Regions from separate parts of the Homo sapiens genome. Here region 2 is linked to region 1. The links are chromatin loops, found by intact Hi-C in ENCODE. Cell type or tissue: heart right ventricle. All regions are shown on one strand.

The links. Peaks named below come from ENCODE experiments on the same cell type or tissue, not always from the same donor. Only the 100,000 strongest peaks of a DNase experiment are listed, where the experiment ranks them.
Region 2: it touches region 1 in a loop (2.2-fold over the local background); 1 of 110 quality-filtered maps calls a loop at or near these places.

The regions. Positions count from the first base shown.
Region 1 is chr5:158,412,410-158,416,409 of GRCh38, forward strand. No RefSeq gene overlaps it. Among named protein-coding and RNA genes, the nearest start is that of LINC02227, 4.6 kb to the left of the region's middle. In heart right ventricle, no CTCF peak of the experiment used is centred here; a DNase peak (open chromatin) is centred at 2,072; H3K27ac peaks cover 1,672 bases.
Region 2 is chr5:158,303,187-158,307,186 of GRCh38, forward strand. No RefSeq gene overlaps it. Among named protein-coding and RNA genes, the nearest start is that of LINC02227, 100 kb to the right of the region's middle. In heart right ventricle, no CTCF peak of the experiment used is centred here; no DNase peak of the experiment used is centred here.

The DNA of each region.
Region 1 (4,000 bases):
AATACCATCATGAAAGAGAATATTTAATGCCATAAAGAAAAACCCTACCTTTCCCAGCTTATAAATGTCAGATCACCAATTCCAACTGCATAGGGAAAGAATCATAAAGTAAGATCATAGTCTCCTGCGATTTTTGAATCAAAATGGAAATTAAGAAATGAAGGTTTAATAATCCTTAACGTTTGCTCTTTGGGAAGGCTGCTGTTTGTTGAGAGTGGGGCTGGCCTACATTAGGGGTGGACAGTTGAGAGAAGCTTCCTTTTCATCATCCTGTCCTCACAGTGTGCACTTTTGCAAACTTTGTGGCTCCGGGATTGTACAAATACAATGTTTCCCTGATGGCCTCACAGCATGAGACAAGGCAAAGCATTCGGGGATGGTCCCTATGGTCCTGAGCCCAGTTTTAAGATGTAAGCAAGAATATCAAGGATAAATAAGTGCTTTGGATTGCCCAATTACTTCTACTTTCTCTGGCCTTGTGGCTTTTGATAGTCATGTAAAATTCACTACAAATGGATAGAAATGCCTCTTCTTCAAATGTTCCAGAGGAAAAAAATTCAAAGTTCCTTTAGCTGTATATACCAGGGCATTGGCAGCACTCAGGCACTTTGGAAAGCATGTTGGTGGTAACTACAGGGCGGCCACCCTGTCTGAAAGCATTTTGGTACATTTCATACAATGAATAAATGTTGGACTTCTATTATGTATATTAATTCATACCAAATAGTTAATTCATATGATGATATTATTTATGATGAAATTATTTGTTTCCGGACCTTCTGCCACATGTTTTATAATCTTAATGTGCTTACTCCATAAGCCACATCTCCACTTCTCAATTTTTAGTTGCATTCTTGCTCAAGAGGCACAAATAAGGATGTTCATTTCAGAAATGATTGGACTGGAAAAAAATGTTAGTCAGATTCTAAATGGTCGGTAATAGAGATCTGGTTAAATAAATGTTACGCATAATGTAATAAGAAGGACACTCTCACACATAACAACTATAAACTGTAGACAAAATACAAAAACTACCCAAGGGCTCTAGAGCGTGAACAATAGTTAGCAAATTTGGGGAAGAAGTCAAAACTTAAAGAAAGAGACCAACATGTGTAAGTTTCTGATTTTTGTGGCTCTGCCACATGGTGAGCAACAGTCAGGGACCAGAGACAGAGCCTGTAGTTTAAACACTGGTGTTTACCTGTTTACCTGGATGGCCATTTTTAACAGCAGGTCATAGATTTCTGCCATGCTTTAATAATTTGTGCAAAGGTGCAAATTATTGATGACTGATTTTAATCTTTGAAAACTTAATGAACTTAAATTTCCCTTGGAGGGAACAAAAACAGCATAGTAGAAGCACACAAAAATCTTCAGTAGTTTCATGTCCTCTTAGAAGCCATTCATAATCTACAGGTTAAAAAAAATCTCTGCTATAGGCTAGATTCCCTTCATGATAGAGACCAACATAGGATTGGTAGAGCAAGTAATATTATGAATTTTTAAAATTCAGGATAAGAAATATCTTTAAGGATGGGGATCCTCTGAAAACTTAACCTGAAATAAATGTAAAATTTTGTAGTTAAGTCTAAATAATTAATTGCAAGTATACAGAATGACAAAGGTATGATACAGTAGCCTCATAAACAGAAAAAAGATATGAAAGCTTATTGATAATATGCTCCATTATATGCCATAAATATTATGTGCTTCCCAGAGAAACGAATGTGATCTTCTGTTACTTTAATGGAGTATCGGTTTCTAGAACTGCACTGCACAATATGGCAGCCCCTAGCCATATGTGGCTATTTAAATTAAATTTACTTTTTAAAACAGCTCAAAAATAAAGTGCTTCAGTTGCATTAGCCACATGTCAGGTACTGAATAGTCAGTCACACATAGTTAGGTAGCTGTTGCACTGGACAGCATAGATAGAGAACATTTCTGTGATTGCAAAAAGTTCCGTTGGACAGCATTGTTGGGAACAAGGGAGGTTAAGAGTCATGCTGTGCTCTGCATTGGACAGAACACACCTGGCATCGTAGACACATGCTGTTTGCTGCCCAGAATCGATTGCTCTCTTTTCTTGGTAAGAGAATGCTGAGTTTCCTATGGGAGAACATGCTGTTCCCATTCTCAGTCACCTGATTTGGGAGGGATTGGTGCCTCCCAATCAAGGAGGGGACCCTCATGACTCCCTGTGGGCAGTGTGGTGTAAAGAGGGAAAATACAGAACTATAGCAGGTCTTTTGGTCACATAAGGGGAGAGTGTGGACCTGCTGGGCAGCCACTTTAGGATGAAGACATCACTATAGGATATCCAACAGAGGGAAAGTGCATACTATGGGAATATTTAACCTCTGGATCTCACTTCATCTGAAGCCTACCCTTCTTCCTCCTGATTACATGAATTCATAACCTCCCTTCAGTGTTCAAGTCACTGAAGTTGGGTTTCCTATCCCTAGATGATACCTAAATGAGCTCCCTGATAAATTGAGTTCAGCTGCTTGTGTTTCTGTTTGGACAATGATACAGCACAATGGAATGTTTTCATAGGAGAAAGACCAGGAGGGCGAAAGAAGTTCAAGGAAATATCCCTCTTCTATTCCCATGGCCAAATTAAGTCTTTATTCCCAGGCCAGCCCCAAGTGGCTGATGTGACCATTTTGACATTTCATAAATTCCCTTGGGAAGAAGGATTCTAAAAGCTTCCAGTCTTAATTTAAAGTAGTATGGTAGAGGTAATAAGACCATCTGATGAAGTCACTGAATCCACAAATCTCTCTGTATTGCTAGGACAAAAGATAAGAGAGCAAATCATGTAAAATTACTTTCCTTTTAAATATAAGTGACATTCATACCGGCACAGGGCTGCATTTTAATAACTGTACTACTGCAAAATGTGTCACTTTAGTTGCATGATATTATAAAAGAAAACCAGTGGATATTATTTTTGTGTCATTTTCTAATCCAGTGCATTTTTATAAAATTCTACAGATTGAGTTAAAATTTTAAAGGAGTATATATAATGAAATTTGAAATATTCTTTGAGGGTAGTTCTTCTGAAAGGTTGATGGAAGCATCCAATAAAGGACTGCAGAGGATTGTTTTCAGAGGCTTGAGGAAGATGGCAGAAAGACATTCTATGTATTCTCAAAACTGTTTTTAAACTCCTATTTTATGGCTGAATTAACTAAGATGTTCATTTGTTCCCTGCCACACACGCATGGAAACGAGAAAGTGTAGATTCTTCAGAGTTTACAAGTTCTAATACAGAAGTCCACAGCCTTGTCTGCACAATAGAATCACCCGGGGGCGGGGCGCTTTAAAAATATGAATGTTATTGAACATAATTACAACATGATCCAGCAATTCCATTGCTAAGTATACACCCCAAAGAATTGAAAGCAGGGACTCTAATAGAATCATGTTCTTCTATGTTTATAGCAGTACTATTTACAACAGCCAAAAAGAATAAATAACTCAAATGTCCATAGAAGGATGAATGGATAAACAAAATGTAGTATATACCTACAATGGAATTTTATTCATTAAAGAGGAAGAAAATACTGACACATGCTATACCATGGATGAACATTAAAAATATTATGCTAAGTGAAATAAACTAGACAACAAGAAGACAAATATTGTGTGATTCCACTTATGTGAGCTACCTAGAATGGACAAATTTATGGACAGAAAATAGAACAGTGGTTACCAGAGGCGGGGGTAGGGAAGAATGGGGAGCTATTGTTTAATGGGTGCAGAGTTTATATTCGGAATCATGAAAAAAACTTCTGAAGATGCATGGTGGTGATGGTTGCACAATATGAATGTATTTAATTTACAGAATTATATATTCAAAATGGTTAAAATGCCGAATTTTATGTTGTATGTATTTTACCATATTAAGAAAAATGTGGATGCCAGAGTTCCACCCCTAGGATCCTTATACAGTTGTTTTGGGGTACAGTCTAAATATTGGAACTGTAAAGGCCAC
Region 2 (4,000 bases), 110 kb before region 1:
TTCACCCTAATCATCTACTTACTGCCCCCCATTCCCCCAAAGGTTCCACTTTCTAATACCATCACATTGGGGGTTAGGATTTCATTGTGTGAATTTTGGGGGGGATACACACATATCAGCCTGTTGCAGAAATATAGTGAGGGTGGAGGGGTGCTTAGAAAGCTACATGGCATGAGATGCTGCAGTGAATGCAGGTCAGAGAAGAACGTGGTTGTCACAGAGGGAATACTGTTCATTCACTTCTTTATTCAATTGCTCATTTATCCAACAAGAACACATGGAGTATCTGCTTTGCTCTAGGAACCGTGCCAAATGCTGCGGATATAGGTTCCTGTTCATAGGGAGGTTTCTGAAGGGAGGAGGCAAACTCTAAAAATAAATGATATATTTACAGATTTTGCCTAAGGTTGCTCTGACTCTCACCCTTTCCACTTGAAGAGTCAGCTTTCTTCTTATTTGATATCTTTATTATTACAACACTCAAATCACCATTCTAATTCTAAACCACATTGATGAGACATGAAAATACATATGCATCATATTAAGTAAAGAAAGGTCAAATATAATATTTTATCTACAACATGATCATAGGCCTGTAATAATTATATGCATGAAAAAGGATGACCTAGCTTGAAAATGTTTCTGAAGATGTTGAAACATTTACGAGTGGAAGCTTGAAAAAAATAACCTGTCATTTAAAAGCTGCAAAGGTTTTCTGTCACATAAGAAAGTCAGCTTTCCTAACTTCACTGGGTCAGACTGCTTCTTTATTCTAGAAAAATCACTGAGTTGTCTTAATGCTAGCCATAGGTAAAGCAAGAGCCCAGCTGTTATTTGGAAGGCTTGCAAAATCACAGGTGAGAAACCAAAAGTTCTGTGTGGTCATGTACATTTTTGCCTATATATGAAGCAAATCTTCTTCGGTTTCTCATATCCTTGTGAGCTAAGACAGCACTGTGCCCTAACTCTGGTTACCTGTATCTGGGGTGGCCTGGGGATTATTATTTGAACTGTTGCCTCCCAGGGAAGGTGACTGCAAGGAGAATATGAAGATAGGGTCTTCTTTTCATGCTGGGAGAATCAGACTGGGCTGGGAGTAGTTGATACCCATGCCATCCCAACACAAACCCCACCCTCACCCACAACCCAGAATCAGTGCACTTCTCAAAGTCTGGATCAGCAGATCTCAAATCAGACACCAGGACTGGACTGGACTGTTGATGTCTGATTTGAGATCTGGTGATCCAGACTTGGAGAAGTGCACAGATTCTGGGTTGTGGGTGAGGGCAGAGTTTGCATTGGGATGGAAAGGGTATCAGTGCTGTTGATCATCCTGGTAAGGGATGGATCCCCTAGGAATAAAGATTATGGCCTGGGCTGAGGGAAAACATCTTTTCTCCCTTGGAGACATGGCTGTGAGATCTGGACTATAAGAAAAGGAGATGTGTTTGACTACACTCTCAGTTGAGATCAGGTTGGGAGGTATCTTAGAGTTTCCCAGAAGCAGTATCTGGGCCTCATACTAGGTCTAGAGGAAGGTTTTTTTCTGTGTTATAGTTTCCGTCTGTTCTTCCTGGACTTTACATACAATCTTGTTAATAGTTGGAGCCAGGTCCTAATACTGCTGTGGGGAATTAAAGGAATTAGTCCTGAATCTATTAGTCCTGAATCCACTTTGAGGATTCAGGACTAAAGAGAAGGCTCACCTCTCCTTTCCCTCTGAGGCCAGTGTGTTGGAGCCAACTGCAGCCAAAGAGACACCTGGGACCCTACAACCGCAGGAGAGGCAGGCTGCTGTGAAAGCTCATGTAATTGCCACCTCCTCTTCCCAACCCTCCACTCCCCACCCCTCCACTCCCCACCAATTGTCCTAAGTACAGAAAGGTGACGGAACCTTCAGAAGGAGGGGAATGGATGCTAAGGTCTAGCAGTCAAGCTAGGAAGGGTTTGGAGACCTGGGAACAGAAAGGAAAAGAAAGGGATGGTTAATGAAAAAAAGTAAGAGGGATTATAGAGAACTATTTTTTGTCATTTCATTTCTATGGTTATAATATTGGTTTTGCAGTAAATCAAGAAGGCTTGTGACACTATTATTGTTACTGTACCATCTACAAATGTTGTAGTCCCTGTGCAAAGAGGGGTTAACATTTGACATTAACTCGGTCAGCTAAAGTCCAACATAAAAACTGGAGGTGTGTCATCTGTTATGATCTCTTTCACATAAACCTACTAATTGAATTTTTTTCATGCCCCAGGTGGGAGCTTCTTGTGTTTTAATATATACTGAGGCCCTTTGTGTAGTTCTTGTGAGTCTCAGCAGGGGAGCATGCTGGTCAGTTAGCACTGCCAGCCTTATGAAGAAAAATCACTGTATTCTTGCTATGATTTACACAATAATTTTAATTTTATTTCTTTTTAGAATACAAAGTACATATTTGTGGTTCTAAATTAAGAGGTATTGAAGGCAAACAGTGAAAATACTGCCTCTGATGTGCTTCCAGCCTTCCAGCTCTCCTCTTCAGAGACAATTCTGTTACCAATTTGTCATGTATTTTTCCAAAGGTAGTTTACGGGTACATAAGCAGATTCCTCTCTCTATGATATTCTGCACATTGAAATGCTCTTCTTGAGCCTGGGACTCTGCTAAGCATTTTACATGCTTGGTGTTATGCAAATCTCATAATCAACCTATGAGTAGTTACTCAGGTAATGTTAACTGAGACTCAGAGATGGTGGTCTGCTGGGCTGGTTTGTACCAGCTTGAGTGAGCCAATAGTTAAACTGTTAGGAATTTTGTGATCTGGGTTGACCACAGGTTAGCAGCTTGAAACTGGCCACAGTGGGAGCATTTGCATCTGTGGAAATTGGCAAGTGCTACAAATCGCATTTCCTCCCTCCACAGCTGGTTGTTCCATGTTTACCAGCACACTACTTCTTAGAGAGGTTAAGTGACTTGTTCAAAATCACAAACAAAAGGTAGAAGATTCAGGATTTGAACTTCACCATCTCTGACTCCAGGTCCTGTGCTCTGAGCCAGGATCACACTGAAAAGTAACAGCAAGATGAACTTGAACTTCCCAGTGCCAGTCCTGGCGTTTTCTCTGCATTCTCCAGACCCAGGCTGCATTAGACAATCTCTCTCTCTCTTTTTTTTTTTTTTTTTTTTTTTTCTGAGACAGAGTCTCACTCTGTCGCCCAGGCTGGAGTGCAGTGGCACGATCTTGGGTCACTGCAAGCTCCGCCTCCCAGGTTCAAGCCATTCTCCTGCCCCTGCCTCCCAAGTAGCTGGGACTATAGGTGCCTGCCACCAAACCTGGCTAATTTTTTGTATTTTTAGTAGAGAAGGGGTTTCACTGTGTTAGCCAGGATGGTTTCGATCTCCTGACCTCGTGATCTGCCCTTCTTTGCCTCCCAAAGTGCTGGGATTACAGGTGAGAGCCACCGCGCCTGGCCCTCTCTCTCTTTTTAAACACTTTCATTTTTATGGTTAGTGTCTTTTTTTTTTTTTTTTTTTTTTCCTGAGATGGAATTTCGCTTTTGTCACCCAGGCTAGAGTGCAATGGTGCAATCTTGGCTCACTGCAACCTCCACCTCCCAGGTTCAAGTGATTTTTCTGCCTCAGCCTCCTGAGTAGCTGGGGTTACAGGTGCCTGCCACCATACCCAGCTAATTTTTGCATTTTTAATAGTGACGAGGCTTCACCATGTTGGCCAGGCTGGTCTCAAACTCCCGACCTCAGGTGATCCATCTGCCTTGGCCTCCCAGAGTGCTGGGTTTACAGGCGTGAGCCACCATGCCTGGCCGGTTAGTGTCCTAATAATTTGTTTTCTTCTTATAAAACTAATCCATGCTTATTGCAGACAAGCTGTAAAATGGAGAGAGATATAAAGAAGATAATAGCCACTACCCAGGAAATAACCAGTGCTAACATTTTATCACCTTCTATTGACTTCGACCTTTGTGTTTCTGATCACTTGAACTTGATCCCTATTTGGTGCCT